3 separate regions of the Homo sapiens genome follow, and regions 1 and 2 are each linked to region 3. Evidence: chromatin loops called from intact Hi-C (ENCODE). Cell type or tissue: transverse colon. All regions are shown on one strand.

Region 1 (2,500 bases), 110 kb after region 3:
CAGGAACACAATCAACAGGGATGACTAGGTGGTTGATATCATTTCCAGACTCTAGAGCAGAAGGGCCAGCACAGCCAGACCCACACAGTCCCATACAGGCCCCATCTCTGAGATCAGGCCATGTCCAGCCCTGATTCTGGGGATGTCTGGCTGGCTGGGGAGGGGGCTGCTAGCCCCATGACTGGGCAGAGGTGGCTGTGCCCAGCTAGATCCTGGAGGCCTCATCCTCCCCCTGCACCAGAGCAGCCACTTGACAGCTGCCCCCGTGCTGGCCTCTGGGCTCTACACCCACCTCTCCGTCCCTCAACACCCGCAGGGTCAAGGCCACCTGGAGCCCTAGTCCTCTCAGCTAACTTCGAAGCAAGCACAGATGCCACCTGCTCATGTGTGCACTGCCCTTCCCTGCACCCACACGCAGAACACCCAGACATCCTCTCTGTGGGACAACTGCTGTAAACCCCTGCGCAGGCAAGGAAGCCGGTCCCAGAGGGGAGGCTGCAGGCCCAGGGTCACCCAGTGAATGCGACACAGGCTCAGCCACCAGGCATGAATCTCTACAGAGCTAAGTCTGTACACCTCTGGCAGTGGGTGACCAGTGGGATGGCAGCACCCCCTCCCCATCACCTCCTTAGAAACAGCTGGGCGGACCTCCCAGGGGCTTTCATGGGAGGCCTCGGAGATGGGGAGGAGGGGACACAGGGCGCTGCCACTGAGGGCCAGCGTGAGGATGAAGTCCAGTGACAGCACACTGGCTGGTGGTGGGAAAATCCGACCCCCCGACCCTCTGAAGTCCCTGCAGATACCCTCAGCCCTTGAGAATCCTCCAGTCCAGGAGCAGGACCACTAACAACATGCGTCAAATGCACTTACAAAGCAGCACCCTGGCTCAGGCTCAGGAGGTGGCACTATCAATCCCATTTTACCAACAAGGGAAACTGAGGCACAGGGAGGTGGAGGGACCAATAAATGGTAGAGTGCGGATGCACAGACCCAGGTCTAGGTGAAGTCCAGCAGGCCACAGCTGCCTTGGGGGTGTGGGCTACGGAGCCTCCATGCTGGGGTCAGGGTGCTTTTTACTGAAGAGTATCCAGTCTCTGTGTCTGGGAAAGAACATGGGACTGGGTGCGCACACACACACACACCCTGTGCCCATGGCCGACCCTTCAGCCAGATATGTGACAGCCCTCAGCTCTTCCTGCCCCTCACACCTACCAGGGCCCCCTCACTGCTGGCCCAGCTAGGCAGCGTCCCCTCCCAGGCACGGGCCCTGTCAGCTCAGGCCATTTCCATTTTAAACCTTCTGAGGAAGCCCTGAACAGTCGCCCACGGAGTCAGCACCAGCTGACAGGTGATGTCTGCGCCTCTCCTCCCGGGGCTGGCGGAAGAGATGCAGTAGCTTTCAACTCCAGAAACTGGAATCTGGAGCCCCTGAGCGCGGCGGCTGCCTCCCCCGCGGCCGCCGGGCAGAGACAGGGTGCCTCAGCCACCTCCCTCCACAGTGGCATCGTGGGTCCCCCCCACAGACAGCCTCCTTCCTAACTCCTGAGCCACCTGGGGAGGGGGATGTGGAGGGGCTGGTTTCCATCCAACCCGAGGGCGTAGGGGCCGCGGTGAGGCAGGGCTGTTCTCAGTCACCCCTCACCTCCGTCCCCAGCCTTGGCTGTATTTATTCACATCAGAGCTCTGGCTTGGGCCTCGGGGGCCTGGCACACCCCAGCTGGGCTGTATTCTCTCAAAACTGCCCACCCTGGAGGGCCTCGAAGACCTCCCGGGGCCACCGGGAAGGCTGTGGCAGCTCCCTGGTGTCCCTGTTCCACAACTTTCTCCTCCTCGGGGAGCTCTGATCAACCACGGTTCCCTGCAGCTGGGCGACAACACTCCCCAGCCTTCCTCCCCGGGGTCTCCAGTGCCCGCGAGGAGGGGCGTGCGCCGCCGGGTCGGGCCGCCTCCTTGTCTTGAGAGCTGGGGGATGGGGGGTGCCCGCCGCCCCCCGCCCAGGCACCATGGTCTCACCGTTCCAGCCGCCAGGTGTACGGCCCCAGCCCCCGCCCGGCTCAGGGCTGACGGTCCACAGCGCGCACAGGGAGGGAAGTTGGAGGCTGCTCATGCCCCCCTTGAAGTCGTTTTAAAAATAAAACCTCGCTCCAACCGTGACTCACGCGGCTGGTGGGGACGGGAGCGCGGCGCCCAGGCCGGCCGGCTGTCCCTGGCCGCGCGCCCTCCTCCGGTTCCCGAGTGCGGGAGCTGGGACCCACATGACCGGCCTGACGCCCCCCACGGGCCAGGCCCCCTCCCTGGGGGGTGCAGCGAGGGCTTGGACTAGAGCTCCAGCTGAGCCCCCGCCCTTTCCAGCCTCGGCTCGGGAGAGCTGAGCCGCCGGCCGCGCACCCCGCGCCTCCCCGCGGCGGGGCCAGCGCCACCGCTACTGGTGCTTGGCTCTTGACTCAGGGACCCCCACCCCAAATCCCAAAGGCTGGGCGTCCCATCTCCCGCCGCTCTG
Region 2 (2,500 bases), 51 kb after region 3:
CTGGAGACAGAAGGCTGGGGGCAGGGAGAGCATTGCCGTGTGGGGGCTAGGACCGCTCCAGTAATGGGCTCAGCATGTTGGGAGTGGGACGGGAAGAACATTTCAGGCTGAGGGAACAGCCTATGTGAAGACTGGAGGTGGGAGGGCTTGGTATAGTGAGAGGTCAGTGTCCCAGAGCTCTGAGTGAGTGGAGGGCCGTGATCCGAGCTGAAGCAGGGCCCGGAGCCTGGCCTTAGGGGCGCTCTGAATGCTGCACTGAGGGGCCTGGTCTTTGTACAAGGGCAGGGGGGAGGCTGTGAGGGTGCCGAGGCATGGAGGAGCGTGACCAGACTTGCAGTTTAGAAAGAGTGTTCTCGCTGCTGCATGGAGACCTGGAAGGTGCCCAGGTGCACAGGAGAGGACCAGTGAAAAGCTGGGACCATGTCCTCAGGAACAGGGACAGGGACATGGGGTAGGGACCTCATACAGTGAGGGGTTGAAGGGAAGGGGCCAACTTGGGAGGCCCCCAGGTTTTACTCCCTGAAGACAGGCCTGGGTGCTGAGTGGGTTCCCGCCTCCTTCTCCTCACTGGAGGGCAGCTGAGTGCTCCCAGGAGCACCACCAAGAGAGCCATGGACAGCCGGCTTGCTATGGGCTCCAAGCCTGGTCCTGATCTGCAGCCTGCAGCCCCAGGCCTGAGCAGGAGCAGGAAGGCCTCTGGAGGCTGTGCCTTCTGCCCTGTGAGATGGGCCCACCCCATTCCCTGCCCACTCGCTCCGGGCCCCCAGGCTTGGCACCGCTGCATGGCACCCGAGTAGCAGGGTGAGAAGAGGCGGAGGCGAGAGCCTGCTTGTGTGGTGCGAACCCTCCCAGCCTCCGCTCTGCTAATTAAACCATCTCCTGACAAAACCCAGACTTTCAGGGTATTTGCGAGAGTGTGCGAGCCAGGCCGTGGGTGGCTTCAGGAGTCTGTGCCGCCCGGCCGGCGGGCCTGGGCCTTTGCCAGCGCCCACCCTCAAGATGGCCATCAGAGAAACTCAGCAGGCAGCGCCCAGAGCAGGGCACTTCAGGGGTGCGGGGCCCACTCGCCCAGGACGGAGCTTCTCTTGCCACGGGACATCTCCCCTTCTTTATTTTCTTCCTTCCTTCCCTTCACATGTGGGCAGCTCTGGCCAGAGGTGGCCTGGGAGTTCACCCATCCCTTGGTGCTGAGTTGGCAGAGAAGCCCAAATTGGGCGCAGACCGTAGCCACCTGCCCCTCCCTACCTGCCCCACTGGACCCAGCAGTCCCTCCCTGTACTTTCTGGGGGGTCTGGAGGCCCAGTTCTGCCAGGCTCAGGATGCTGCAGAGGGGGAGGGTTCCCTAGCTGAAGCTGCCGTCCTCACAGTGCAGCTGAGCAACAGGGACCTAGAAACAGCTGCCAGTGGGCACCGCCATCCCCGGGCAGCAGGGAGACAGGAGCAGGCAGGCGCCTGAAGAGTTCTCATCCGCCTGGAGTGCTCTTGTGCCTTTGCAATCTCCTCCCAGCAAGGGTAGGCAGGAACTCCCGGGCCCAGACGCTGAGAGAGTGGGTGAGCGGGGGACCAGCAAGGGCCACTCGCACCCAGCTCACGGAGGGACAGGCATCGGCTCTCAGCTCTGCCGGGGGAGGCCCTCGAAGGGACACAGCTGGCAGTGTGCTTGGAGGGTATGGGGACACGGCAGCCCCCCACAGGCCTGCCCTCTTCCCCTCAGGGAGGGGCACTGCGGCCAGAGCCTGCCCCTTCACAGAGCAACTCTAGGCACAAAAGGGGGAGAGGGTAGGGTGCGGTGGCTCATGCCTGTAATCCCAGCACTTTGGGAGGCTGAGGCAGGCGGATAACTTGAGGTCAGGAGTTCGAGACCAGCCTGGCCAACATGTTGATACCCCCGTGTCTACTAAAAATAAAAAAATTAGCTGGGCGTGATGGCAGGCGCCTGTAATCCCAGCTACTCGGTGGGCTGAGGCAAGAGAATTGCTTGAACCCGGAAGGCGGAGGTTGCAGTGAGCCGAGATCATACCACTGCACTTCATCATCCTGGGCAGCACAGCGAGACTCAGTCTCAAAAAAAAAAAAGAGGGGACAGGAACGACCACTTGCCTGCCAGCTCTACCTGGCAGACCTCACTGTAATGCGTCGCCCGTGCCCATTAGGGACCGTGTCCAGCCTAGAGGAAGCTCGGGGTGATGAACCTGGCGCCACCAGCCAAGGCCGGAACCTCTTCTTTCAGGAAATTGGCCTGCTTTTGTCGGCAGAACAGTGGCTGTTCGACCCCCTGCCTGCCCGTCACAGTGCTCTTGGCTGGCCCTTGGCCAAGGCAGGTGGTGGAGCCGGCGGGCAGCCCTGGTCCCCTCCTGGCCTCCAGGGTCTGGGCACTCTCACAGCGTCTCCTGGCAGCCTGGCTGTGAAGTGGGCCCCACGCTGTCCCCACGCTGGAGCTCTCAAGTGGCAGTTTGAAGCAGCACTGTGCTGGCTGCAGCGCGACATATCCTGCAGGCTC
Region 3 (2,500 bases):
GGTTGGCAGACATTACAGCGGCCTAGGGGAGAAGGGCGTTCTTGCTGCCTGTGCCCAGGAGGGGCTGGCCTGGAGCAGAAGGGCAGAGCCTTGGGGCTGTGGCTGAGGGGGCAGTCAGGCAGGCCAGTGGGTACTCCAGCCCTGCCAGTCACTGGCAAGCGTGTGAGAGGTACTGCAGCGGTACCTTCTTGCTGAGCTGCAAAGTGGCCGGAGGGAAAATGAGGCATCTTGTGAGCTCTGTCCCCCTTGGGTTGGTGGTTCGCTGCAACATGGGCCAGGAGAAAGGGTGCAGGGACCAAGGTGGGGTGTTGATGGGTTCAGATGGAATGGGGGCGCTCCGGAGGCTGCACCCGGGCTGTGGGCGTGATTAACACTGCTTCCTAAGTGCCCTTGGGAGTCGCCAGGTTTTGGATGCAGCAGCTCCATCAGAAGCGGTTTAGTGCCAGCTCCATTTGCACCAGGGCCAGGGCTGGGGCAGTGCTGGCTGAGTTTCTCTGTGGACTCCCCTTCTCTGTGTCCTTGCCTAGGCCTCTGTTTCCTCCTCTGCAAAATGAGGGTGGTGAAGAAACCACCCGTCAGGTTACTGGGGGCACTCGGAGCTGATGCACGTGACGTGCAAATGACGGTCACTCAGCACCTGGCGGGAATCGGGGCTCAGCACCTCGCACTGGTGCTGAAACTGGTGTCATCAGCGCCGTTCTGGGCATCACCCCTGTCCCAGCGGTGCCGAGGGACATGGTACCTCCTGCAAATGATCAGCTTTCACCTCCCCCTGCTTGCCTCAGTTTACCCATACACCTCTTGGTGTGTTCTCCTGGGATCTTTTTGTTCTAGACTCTCACAGCCAGGAGGACCCGGTACCCGCCTGGAATCCCAGGGAATGACGGAGGCAGGGTCTGAACACGGGCTTCCCACACAGAGCCCGAGTCTCCTTTCAGCCGTCCAGGGCTTTGTGGAACCCCAGCGTTCAAAGTGGCTTTGGCACTGGTCAGGCCTCCAGGGTCCTGGGTGGCCTTGGCTCCCACCCCAGCCCCTGTGCCCACCAGGGGGCAGCAGAGATTGCAGTTCCCAGGAGCCCATATATCAGCCTGTTTATTAGTGGAATAAAAGTCGTTGGCAACGGCAGGGCTTTTCGGGGCTGCATAAATCTGCGTCTGTGCCTCGTGAAACCCATATGTGCTTAATTCATATGTAAAGTTTCAAGCAGGAAGAGAATACGTGTCCATTAAATTCTATTTGACTTGATTATAATCATTAGCCGTGAATAATTGCTTCTCAGTGCCTACCACGGAGCCACCACAATAAGCCAGAGGAGAGAGCAATTATCTTGGGGTGGGGATTTTTAAATTTATATTTTTGAAGCCAGGAGCAGTGCTGGCCCCGCGGGCGTCAGTGGCCCATGGAGAACGCCGTGGGTCACACTGGGCTGGGAGCTTGAGATCTGGCCGCCCGCCGGAGCTTCTGGATTTTGTTGTGGGGAACAGTTCTCTTTGTTCCTGCTGCCATATGGGAGGGGCTGTCGCTGCCTGGGCTTGGGTCCAGCTGCAGGGATGTGGAGGGGAAGGGTGCAGTGGGAGCTAGGAGAGGGCTGTGAGGGAAAGGGGGCGGGGAGAGCTCCCAACCCCCCACCCTCCTCCATCCTGAAAAGCTGTGGGGTTGAAGGGGTCTCCAGCCAGGCTGTGGGCATCTCTCTTGCCACTCAGCAGGGCCCTGGGGATCCTTGGAGAGGGCAGTTGCCAGGTGTCCCCCTGCCCGCCCCCCTCACTCTTTCCCCTCCCTGAAGAGGCATCTGCCTGTGACCTCCGTCAGGCCATTGAGAATCGGACCCTGGGCGGGACGTAGTAGCTCACTCCTGTAATCCCAGCACCGTGGGAGGCCGAGACGAGAGGATCACTTGAGCTCGGGAGTTTGAGACCAGCCTGGCCAACATAGTGAGACTCTATCTCTACAAAAAAAAAAATAATACGGCATGGTGGTGTGTGCCTATAATCCCAGCTACTCAGGAGGCTGAGGCAGGAGGATTGCTTGAACCTGGGAGGTTGAGGCTGCAGTGAGCCATGGTTGTGCCACTGCACTCCAGCCTGGGTGACAGAGTGAGACCCTATCTAAAATATATATATATATATAATAGAACATCAGATTCTGGGCCAGGTACGATGGCTCACACCTGTAATCCCAGAACTTTGGGAGGCTGAGACAGGCGGATCACTTGAGGTCAGGAGTTTCGAGACTAGCCTGGCCAACATGGCGAAATCCCATCTCTACTAAAAATACAAAAATTAGCCAGGCGTGATGGCATGCACCTGTAATCCCAGCTACTTGGGAGGCTGAGGTAGGAGAATCACTTGAACCCAGGAGGCTGAGGCAGGAGGATTGCTTGAACCTGGGAGGTCAAGGCTGCAGTGAGCCATGATTGTGTTACTGCCTTCCAGCCTGGGCAACAGAGTGAGACTCCATCTCAAAAAAAAAAAAAGAAAGAAAGAAAATCAGACTCTGAGGC

What was found. Peaks named below come from ENCODE experiments on the same cell type or tissue, not always from the same donor. Only the 100,000 strongest peaks of a DNase experiment are listed, where the experiment ranks them.
Region 1: it touches region 3 in a loop (4-fold over the local background); 22 of 110 quality-filtered maps call a loop at or near these places.
Region 2: it touches region 3 in a loop (2.7-fold over the local background); 21 of 110 quality-filtered maps call a loop at or near these places.

The regions. Positions count from the first base shown.
Region 1 is chr11:64,036,289-64,038,788 of GRCh38, reverse strand. All of the region lies in intron 3 of MACROD1 (mono-ADP ribosylhydrolase 1), which reads left to right. The region is part of intron 1 of FLRT1 (fibronectin leucine rich transmembrane protein 1); the gene reads right to left. Among named protein-coding and RNA genes, the nearest start is that of FLRT1, 1.6 kb to the right of the region's middle. RefSeq lists enhancers at 1,014-1,915, 1,916-2,500. In transverse colon, no CTCF peak of the experiment used is centred here; no DNase peak of the experiment used is centred here; H3K4me3 peaks cover 894 bases; H3K27ac peaks cover 1,107 bases; H3K27me3 peaks cover 2,371 bases.
Region 2 is chr11:64,095,995-64,098,494 of GRCh38, reverse strand. All of the region lies in intron 3 of MACROD1 (mono-ADP ribosylhydrolase 1), which reads left to right. The region is part of intron 1 of FLRT1 (fibronectin leucine rich transmembrane protein 1); the gene reads right to left. Among named protein-coding and RNA genes, the nearest start is that of FLRT1, 61 kb to the right of the region's middle. In transverse colon, no CTCF peak of the experiment used is centred here; no DNase peak of the experiment used is centred here; H3K27ac peaks cover 2,500 bases.
Region 3 is chr11:64,147,369-64,149,868 of GRCh38, reverse strand. The region is part of intron 3 of MACROD1 (mono-ADP ribosylhydrolase 1); the gene reads left to right. Among named protein-coding and RNA genes, the nearest start is that of MACROD1, 17 kb to the left of the region's middle. In transverse colon, CTCF peaks have their summits at 826 and 1,038 (motif pointing right); DNase peaks (open chromatin) are centred at 1,073 and 1,479; H3K4me3 peaks cover 324 bases; H3K27ac peaks cover 1,193 bases.